2 separate regions of the Mus musculus genome follow, and region 2 is linked to region 1. A link is a contact called in ENCODE Hi-C data. All regions are on one chromosome and are shown on one strand. Each heading gives the region's core, a stretch centred on a gene start or an enhancer-like site at or near the end of the contact. The rest is flanking DNA. Distances are from core to core; before and after follow the strand shown. Region 1 holds the start of Pip4k2a (phosphatidylinositol-5-phosphate 4-kinase, type II, alpha). Region 2 has its middle 21 kb from the start of Carlr.

The links. A loop is a pair of places that touch in the nucleus more often than their neighbours do.
Region 2: a map of heart shows a loop between it and region 1 (2.9-fold over the local background). The contact joins the enhancer-like site here to the promoter of Pip4k2a in region 1. A Hi-C loop is called at or near these places in 3 of 37 maps with a recorded cell type or tissue (all heart).

Annotation. Positions count from the first base shown.
Region 1 is chr2:18,995,053-18,999,970 of GRCm38, reverse strand. Pip4k2a (phosphatidylinositol-5-phosphate 4-kinase, type II, alpha) reads left to right here and starts at 1,850. Exons shown (of 10, transcript NM_008845.4): 1 at 1,850-2,119. The coding sequence starts at 1,976. It overlaps 4930426L09Rik (RIKEN cDNA 4930426L09 gene), which reads right to left and starts at 1,652. Exons shown (of 1, transcript NR_024323.1): 1 at 167-1,652.
Region 2 is chr2:18,820,610-18,825,551 of GRCm38, reverse strand. No RefSeq gene overlaps it. Among named protein-coding and RNA genes, the nearest start is that of Carlr, 21 kb to the right of the region's middle. Within about 2 kb of position 3,636, at least 1 of the 3 ENCODE cell types and tissues checked has a DNase peak (open chromatin) inside an H3K27ac peak, as active enhancers do; it is heart, where a contact is called at or near this core.

The DNA of each region.
Region 1 (4,918 bases), core at 601-3,100:
ACATTACAGCTATTGTGAACAAATAAAGAGATACAGAGGCATTGAAGTGGAAGGATTCATTTCAACCAGGAGGAAAGGGTAATTGTTTTCAAGGACAAGGGCTGGTACAGGTTTCTGTGGAGGGGTGATGAAGAGCAATAATCAATGATGATGTGAAGCTCTTGAGTCTGGGTCAATGAGAATTTATTAAATAAATGAACTCCCAACTGGTTAACAACAATATGAATGCTTATTTCCAACACAGGAAGAGAAATGAAACAACTTGTAGGCTGTGTAGGGTGCTGAATTTGGTTGTAGATTCTTGTGAAAGGATGCCTGTGGGCAAGCTATGAAAATTGGTTTAGATAGACTCTTTTCTGAGGTCAGGCGACAGTTTATGAGTTATCAGTAAGATAAAGACTGTACAGCCCCACAGCCCCTCCACCGCCCCCAGACAGGGTTTCATGGATACCTGGCTTGGCTTGAACATACCTACCTACCTGAGGATTATATTGAATTTCTGATCCTCTAGCCTTGCCTCCTGAGGGCCAGGATTACAGGTCTGCAACATTGTGTACTTTTATCTACTGCTGGTTTTGAGTGTAACAAACAATCTATAGCATAGTCCCTAAAGTGACCTTTGTGTCAGGCTATACCTAGTCACACAAATAACATCAGTCTCTGGTTAAATGATTTGGTCAACTAGTGGAACTGTGGGTCAAGTTTATGACTTCTCAGCATTAATTTAGGCTGGTTTTGTTATTATCTTCACCCCCTTTAGCCATTAACAATGGTGATGCTTGGTACCAGAAGAAGCAAGGAATCATTGCGGCGGCGGGGCGGGGGGGGGGGGGGATAGTATTAACAAGTTAGAATGACCAAGGGGATTTTGGGGGCAACCGTGCTGAAAGGTCAAATGAAGAAAAGGAAGGTCCGCACAGGATCTGCTCCCTTTTTGTTCCAGGCGTTACTCTTTGTCTTCTTGAAAGATCTAAGGACTGTAGACTTGCAACAACAAATGCCAGCGTAAGGACGACTAATTTCAGTGTGGGGTGGTAGTGGTGAAAGGCTAAACATTTTCAAATCAGAAGGTGCATGTCCAGAATAAGAGAAGGAAGGGGTGGCCTGCAAAATGATGGGTTCCAAGCAAACGGTCCAGACTGGGGCATGGCTGTCTTGACTAAAGCAGGGGTTTCAGTGAAGAATCCCAGAGTAGGTTGGGAATGACATTCTAGTATCCGATAGCATGGGAAGGCCCAACCAGGATACAAAAGGTTAGGAAGTTCAAGGCGGGGACTCCCTGGCAGACAGTTGACAAAGAGGAGCCAAGGTCCTTTCCCTAGATGCTGGGGAAGCCCGGGGCCCCGAAGAAGCGCTCTGGGTCCCACGAACTCGCCAGCCCTTGGCACGGGAAGCGGAGGTTCCCGGACATTCCTGGCTGCCCCATGCATCTGGGGGCTCCCTCCTCGGAGCTCCCTTGGCTCCGTATCCTTTCCTTGCTCCTCCCCAGGAGCGAGAAAGGCATGCTCACGCGAGTCTCCACACTCCGCAGCAGCCTCCCCAGACGGATCGCGGCCGCCAGGAGAGTGCTCGTCTTAGCACCGGTGGCGGAGCGCACAGAACAGCTTAACGGTCCGGCATCCGCATCCGCACCCGCCCCGCCCGTCGGCGCCGCTGCCCCGCCCGCCTCTGCGTCATGACGCTAGCGCCCAACGCGGAAGCCGCCCGCCGCCTGGACCAGCCGAGGGCTGTGCGCCGAGCCGCGACGGGCGGGAGCCGGCGGGGGCGCGAGGCGAGCGCAGCTGCAGCCTAAGCGGCCGAGCGCGCGGAGCGGGCGGAGCGAGCGCCCAGGACTGAGCGCGGGCGGAGCGGGGCTGGAGCAGGCGCGCAGCGGCGGCCGCCCCGGGGGATGCAGCTGCCTCCCCGGGCTGGCGTGTAGGGAGGGCGGGTCCCCGGCCTCGGCGGCGCGGCGGTGGAGGGGACCGAGACTGCGACCATGGCGACCCCTGGCAACCTGGGGTCCTCCGTCCTGGCGAGCAAGACCAAGACGAAGAAGAAGCACTTCGTGGCTCAGAAAGTGAAGCTGTTCCGGGCCAGCGACCCGCTGCTCAGCGTGCTCATGTGGGGGGTCAACCATTCGGTAAGGCTCCTCTGCGGCGCGCTCCTCTTGCTCCTCGGGCTCAGCCTCCCGGCTCTGCTCCTCCTGCTGCAGCGGTGGCAGGGCGGGGACCTCTAGCCGGCTAGCTCGGTCGGTCCCGGGCCCTCTGGCCACTCGCCTCTTGGGGTACCCCTAACCCCACGACAAGCGTCCATCTCCTGGGTTTCTCCGGCGGCGCTTGCGCTCCCTTTGGAACCCAGGGAGGGTGCAGGATGAGAAGCATTCTCTGTTCTGTGCTTCTGAGCCTCTCCGCGGCTGTCCTGTCCCGCATTCGTCCTCCCGCCGGTCGGTGCTCGCTGTCCGCGAAGTGGGAAGTTTGTGCGGGGACCGACTCTGTCTCAGCTATCAGTCCTGGCGGGGAACCGCTCAGGGCCCAGTCCGAGCGATCGCTCCACTTGTCTGGGACCGATGGGCCCTCCTGCCCTGAGCGGGTGGGCAGGTGAACCTGTCCCTGTCAGGAAGAGTCCGGAGCTTCTCGGAGATAGGACTGGAGTGAATCAGAAGATTTTGGGCGGCAGCTTGAGAGCTTAGCTTTCTTTTTTCCTTTAAAGGCAGTATTGTCAGACTCTAGGAGAATTTTTTTGGGGGGGTGGGGGGTGGGGGTGGGGAAGACGGGCAAAGGAAAAAAAAAAGCAACGTAAATATGGCCCTGGTGCTGAGCGTCTTCTCTTCATCCCTTCCCGCATCGCCCAGCTGCTGTGCCCTTTCCAGACCTCCTGGCGGGGAGTCTTCCTCCCTCCCCCTTGCTTCCTCCCCTCCTTGGGGAGCCAGGCAGAAGTCACAGACTTCTGCAGAAGGATGGCCTTGGTGGTGATAGTCGGAGGGGGTCCCGGCGGTCGCGAGTTCGAGGTGGTCTAGAGTTAATTACATCCATTTTGGAGGTTGTTTAAAAGACTGTCGGGGTGCGCGTTGGGGAGGGTTAGTCTAGCGCACAGCTAGGGATGTAAGGAGGTGCGCGGCTGCAGACTCTGCGGACTGCGGTGTGGGGGGCTGAAACAGCGTCCTGCTGATCTGACAGCGAGAAAACTCCTGCAGCTTTAATCTTCTTAGATGGGCTCAGGAAACGTGATAGGCGCTGTTGGCTGAGCCTTGAAAGTTTCAATGAGCTTGTGAATTTTGACCATGACCTTACCTACTGCAGTCAGCCAGCTTCAGAGAGAGAGCTTGAGCCTGCTGCTCTGCTTTTGTTTTCAGTGGATGCCCAGGTGTCCCTTTCAGCATAATGTAAGTGACAGAAAGCCAGCGTGGTTTTTGCACTCTTAAATTAACAGAGTTGTTTAAAATGGCTCAGTATCTTTTATTTATAGTTTTCCTCCCAAGCAGAGCTGGAGAAAGGTGAAGCAATATGAAGATGATTGTGTTTATCTGGAACGTTTTAAAGAGTTGAGAAATCTATTACTTTACTGCTGGGTCTACTGGGGTTCATTTTACTGACATCTTTAGCTGTTAGGAATGTCAACTGTTAAAACAGCAGACAACAATGCACCCCCCCCCCCCCGTTTTATTTCAGAAAGCAAAGTTACAGTTTTCCATTGCCATAAGTCTCTAATTTAGTTATGTTTGGTTTTGTAAAGTTCTTTTTGTTATTTACCTTACTATTAGCAACTTCCTAATTATTGCAACTGGGCACGCACGGTTAATGCAGGTTGGGCGTGGACCCATGTTTACGGCCCCTTTAAATCTCCTTTTGGAATTCTGGTGTTTTGGTTAGGAGTCTATGTTTAAGTAGTGGCAACAAAATGCTGCTGGGGGTGGGAGTGGTGGGAAGAGTGACTGAGAATGTCTGGAAAAAGTTGCCATTGGGCACTTCACTGTAACATTTGGGTTGCTACCTTGTGTTTATTTTTGAGTTGCTACATTTGTTTTCCAGTTACTCTACTTGGAAAATACCGACTGAAAGATGGTGGGAACACCGAGTGTTACTTACTGTTGCTTTTAAGAAGTTACTAATTCTAAGCTTATACACTGCTAGCATAGTGTATCATTTAAGCATGTAATTAATTCAACACAAACATGCAGAGCCTGCCACAGTGGGAAGGTTGCTAAAATGTCTCTCCCTGTTGTCCATGTGCCTTTATTTTGAGGAATGTGAGTTGACATAAGGCAGTTGTTTTTCTTCATTTTTCTAACAATGTACTTTAAAAAAATAATACCTCCCTCACCATGCTTGGAAGTCATGTATTTCTGGTTGGTTTTATTTTAGGAAATGATTATTGGTACCCAGAAGATGTTTTACTATGCTTTTTTTGTGCACCAAAGTTTATAGAATAATATTAAAGAAAGTAAATCCACATTATCAATAATGAGCGTGTATGTAAATGGGGGACATTTGAGAAAGGATGGTAGAGAGGCAGATGATTCAAATCAGAGCCTTTCCCCTGTAATTCTAATGTAACTAGGATTAGCAAGGAGAATCTTACCATGGGTATAACAATTTTTTGCTTTTAAAATTCCATCAGACTCTTTATTGGACATTTAAAGCAACCATAAATTTGGAGCACTGAAAGGAAACCATACATTTTTTATCATGTGAGCGTCTCGTGGTGAAGTCTGTGCTTGAATTTTTAACTGAGACTTGGCATAGGAGCCAGTTTTGGGGATCAGTGTTTGTAGCTGGGAAAGGGGACTGTCGAACTAGATGAGCTGCAATCTTCCTTTAATTTGATGACAGCTATTTCTACAGCGTAACAGTTGATAGCGGCATCCCAGGAGTCCTGGAGTACACAGTGACCCTTGGGGTCTTCTCAAAGCCTATACTGGAAGAGGAAGAAGGCTGATTTT
Region 2 (4,942 bases), core at 2,387-4,886, 180 kb after region 1:
GCCATCTTTTGATGCATATGCAGCTAGAGTCAAGAGCTCCGGGGTACTGGTTAGTTCATAATGTTGTTCCACCTATAGGGTTGCAGATCCCTTTAGCTTCTTTGGTACTTTCTCTAGCTCCTTCATTGGGGGCCATGTGATCCATCCAATAGCCGACTGTGAGCATCCACTTCTATGTTTGCTAGGCCCAGGCATACTCTGACAAGAGACAGCTATATCAGGGTCCTTTCAGCATAATCTTGCTAGTGTATGCAATGGTGTCAGCATTTGGAAGCTGATTATGGGATGGATCCCCGGATATGCTAGTGTCTACATGGTCCATCCTTTTATCTCAGCTCCAAACTTTGTCTCTGTAACTCCTTCCAAGGGTGTTTTGTTCCCACTTCTAAGGAGGGGCATAGTGTTCACACTTCAGTCTTCATTTTTCTTGAGTTTCATGTGTTTAGGAAATTGTATCTTATATCTTGGGTATCTTAGGTTTTGGGCTAATATCCACTTATCAGTGAGTACATATTGTGTGAGTTCCTTTGTAAATGTGTTACCTCACTCAGGATGATGCCCTCTTCCATTAACAGATTTGTTTATTTTTAATTGACTTAAGTCTTGGAAATTTCAGCCTCACTAAAAACCGTCCGTCCACACTCCTTCCCGTTCCTTGCCAGGGATTTCAAGTTACACATCAGTGTGTGCTCACTTTCTTTCCTCAGTCCGTACACTCTCTCTCCATACTTACTATTCAAGTTGTATTTTTCAGGCATGTTGGAAATGCAAAGCAGTATGGCCAGTCAGATTAATAACCATGATGAGTTTGGAAAGAGGAATTAATCACAGGAAACATAGTGAGAATTCTGGAATTTTGATGTCTTTAAAACACACACACACACACACACACACAGAGAGAGAGAGAGAGAGAGAGAGAGAGAGAGAGAGAGAGAGAGAGAGAGAGAGAAAACACATTTTTTTTTTGTTTTAATCCCAGGTGTGGGGACTGGGGGCTGCTTCGAAGCAGCCAACTATAATTTGCCTCCTGCCCTCGCTGAGGCGTAGTTTTGCCAGCTACTGAGAGTTTCTGTGATTTCAAGATGTTTCAAATTCTGAGAACTTTTCAGAAGGTACAAATGTCCCATTTGGTGAGCTGAGTGGTTGTTGGTCATTGGGGGGGGGGGGGGGTAGTAGTTGTGCTCAAAGAAGAAACAAAAATAAATTAGATTTAGACATCTCCCCTTCCCTCCCTTTCCCTCTTCCCCTCCCTCCCCTCTATCCTTCTTTCTTTCCTATCTGGTGATGGGGTAAAAAAGAAGAACCCACAATGTAGCAAAGACAAGATTCCGAAACTCACTGTTTTTAACCTCCTAGTGATGACTTGGAATATCCACACATGGTAAGCCTCTTTGATAAGAATCTAAACACACCTCCAAGAAAGTTTTTTCTTGTGTTTGTTGTGTAGGCTGCAACTTTAGCAAGGATATTCTTGCTAATGAACAATAACTACTATCTGTGTTTACTGTTGATTTTTATCAACACGCATGTCCCTGGCCTCTGGCTTAAATTTTTCTGTGTCCTGTGTGATAACCCTTTATGCTTTGTTAGTACTTTAACAAGCTCTATTACTTTTATGTGAAACTTTTGTTTTGTTTTGTTTTGTTTTGTTTTGAGGCAAGGTTTGTCTGCATAGCTCTGGCTGTCCTGGAACTTGCTTTGTAGACCAGACTGGCTTCAAATTCACAGAGATCCATCTGCCTCTGCCTCCCAAGTGCCCCCATGCCCAGGTCTATGTGAAACTATTACTAAAAGTTCCTCATAGCTCTCTTGAATAGTGAGTTCCCTGATTTATAAGCAAGTGGGACAGACAAAAGTAAAGGGTTTCCTAACTGTGAAAATCCTTTCCCTGGAGGGACAGGTTGCAATGCCCCGTCCCTGTTTCTACCTCCTGCTAGAACACCCTCCCTTTAGGCCAGAGAGTCTTATTAACCCAGGAATTGATGTTGCTATTCCAATATTACCATAAAGGTCACTTTTCTTAATGGGGAAAGGACACATTTGCATAGAAACCTCTAAGTCTACTGTCCTTTGAACGGGGCCAGGAGCTAAACAAAAGCTTTTGTGAGCAGAATGATCTCGAGGGACTTCAGAATCCTTGTCTTTCTTTCCTATCTTATCTATCCTGAATATACAGCCCAGACCACAGGATACAAATGCAGTTGTCAACTCAGGACAGCCTGGTGTTACTCTAAATACCACAAGAGCAGTATGAAGGGGGTGGGGTGGGAGGCTGGTAAGGAGGCAAAGATACTATTTACTATAAAGCACCCCTTGCATTCCTTTCTTGCACCCCCATTTCTGGAATTCCTGTTTCTGAAGGGGGGGGTGTCAGGATGGCTTGGGTGGTGTATAAAAAGGAGCCAGCGTCCATACCATCATTCTGAGCTCCAAGGTTGAGTTTGAGCTTATCCCTGCTGGCAGAAAACAATCTCTAACGGATTCCGAAGATAAACCTCGCTGGAAACCACCACAAACTTGTCTTTCCAGCAGTAGCCGTCATGCACAGAGGTGCTGTCAACCCCCCGAGAAGCCTAGGAACATTCGTCTCCCCTCAGCTGTCCTCACTCACATTGATTGGCCACCAGCCTCCGGGACAGGCCTGGATTGGCTCCCAGCATTGGAAACACTTTCCCATGATGGCTCTTTTATGCTCTTGGCAGGCGTGTACAGTAACCAGCAGAGAGAGAAATTCTGCCTGCAAGGGAAAATTAAAACCCTAACGTAACTGCACTGGCCCTGAGTGGGGTTTTACATGTTAAGCTTGCTCAAGACTTATGTTAAAATCAACTTTGCAAAAGAAGCCTTTTTAAAGAAAAAAAAAAGTCTATGGAGCTGCCAAAAGGCAGCAACGTCTTTACTGTCCAGGTGACAGTGGGTTTGGACAGCTGAAATGATCTGGTACAAACAAACTGGCATTTCCCCGTCCAGTAACCCATCTCCTCTCTCTCTTCTCTGTTTACCTTAGTTTATATTCTTTCCGTCTTAAACTTGGGTGCAGCGATCTCTCGAAGTGATATTTATTAATCCAATGTCATTGGAATTACTCTTTTATTAAGCGTGGACTACATGTGTAAGTGTTCTTTCCTCACCGTTTCTCCAGGCCTTTCTGCAAGGCCTGACATTGTCATTGATCCCACCGGGACCTCTGACTGCCCTGGTTCGCCTTTGTCATATTTCATGACACCTACTCTGCAGGTCAGGCTTCCCTTCCAGGGTCTTGCTGCTCTCTGCACCTGCCTTGCCCTGGAGTCAACTTCTCAGATCTGGGACCACTTCTGAGGAAATCCCTCTTGCCATGCACAAAAATACTGTCTAACTTTCCCCAAGTGGCTAATTAGCCCACCAGTGTCCACTTTCTCAATCACTTCCTGTCAGGGCAAGCGTCAGATTTGCTGAAAAAAGCAATCATTTCCATATAATCTCTCCTGCCCTCCCCCGCCCTGCATGCGCCTCTTCTCTCCTTTAGTTGTATTCATTGCCTTACAGCCCACAGGCCTCGTGCCTCCTGGAAGGCACAGAGGCAGCAGTCATTGTGGCAGTAATGAGTTTTCCTGCTTGCACGGCACCTTAGACGCCTGGTAAGTGACAAAGCACAATGCATACGGAAGGAAAATGAAACCGAAACCGGGCAGAACTCAATAACCACCTTCAAGGAAGATGGAGGCTGGCCAGCTGTTTCCCATTCAGGGTGAAGACAGGAGAGAGAGGAAGTGAAGGGAAAGGCAAGACTTTCCAATAAGCACCACACAGGGGCTGAGGCCACAGGGGGAACCTCAACCCGGGAGGACCCAGGCTGCTCCAAGCACAGGCTTCTGACCAGGGCTCACGGACTCCTTCCTGAATTGTGGCTTCCTCAAGGTCGTCTGAGTTCACGTTTTCTGTTTGTTCTGACAATTTATAAGCAATGGACAATGGTGACAACCGCTGGGGTCAGAGAGGCTGGGGGCCGCTTGGCCTTCACTTCCTTGTCCCCAGCAGCTACACGCTGTGTAAGGCTGTGTGAACAAGTGGTAGACTAGCCTTGCTTTTCTTCCCCACAGGTTTTGGACAGAGGAACATGAGGTCGGGATTTCTTGCTGTACTATGTGACAGTGATTATTCCCTGCAGATATGGCGGGTTTGAGGAGGAAGGCTGTGTGCGCCTTGTGAGGGTGTATCAAAATGCATTAATGTACAAGGCAGCATTCCTGTTCTCAGAAGGACCCACCCTTCGACTCACACCATCTTGGAACCCAGTCCAAAGGGGCTCCCACCACTTCTTTCAAGGAACCTGTGAGCCTCTGAGTGAGGCTTTGCTCACAGAGAGTAGCCTTGAATGGGCGGAGCTATATTCTTCTAAGCCCTCTGTCCACTAAGCCTTCCCTAGGTTCCTCCTGGGTCACTCTACTGATTGAGTCTTCTTATTCCTGTCCCCCAATATTCATGTGTGTGTGTGTGTGTGTGTGTGTGTGTGTGTGTGTGTGTGTGTGTCTGTCTGTACACATGCATGTTTTGCACGTGTGGGGGCAGTAAATGTTCACATATGTTCACATGGATCTAGAGGCCTGAGGTTCATGTCTAGAATCACCCTCAGTTGCTTTTCCACATTTTTCTTTGAGGCAGGAAGGTTCCTTCAATCAAACTTGGAGCTCTTAGACATGGCTGGTCCTGCTAGCCAGATTGCTTTCAGGAAGCCTCCGTCTTAACTACAAGAGGCTAAATTTTCAGATGGGCCTCCAGATTCAATATTTTCATTGGTTCCGAGGATCTGAGGTCCTCATGCGTGCCAGGCAAGTGCTTTAACCACGGAGCTGCCTCCCCGGCCCTGTGTGGATGTTTCTTTGTCTGTTGGATAACTAGTGTGGTGTGGATTTTTCTTTGTTGGATAACTAGTGTGGCGCAGATGTTTCTTTGTCTGTTG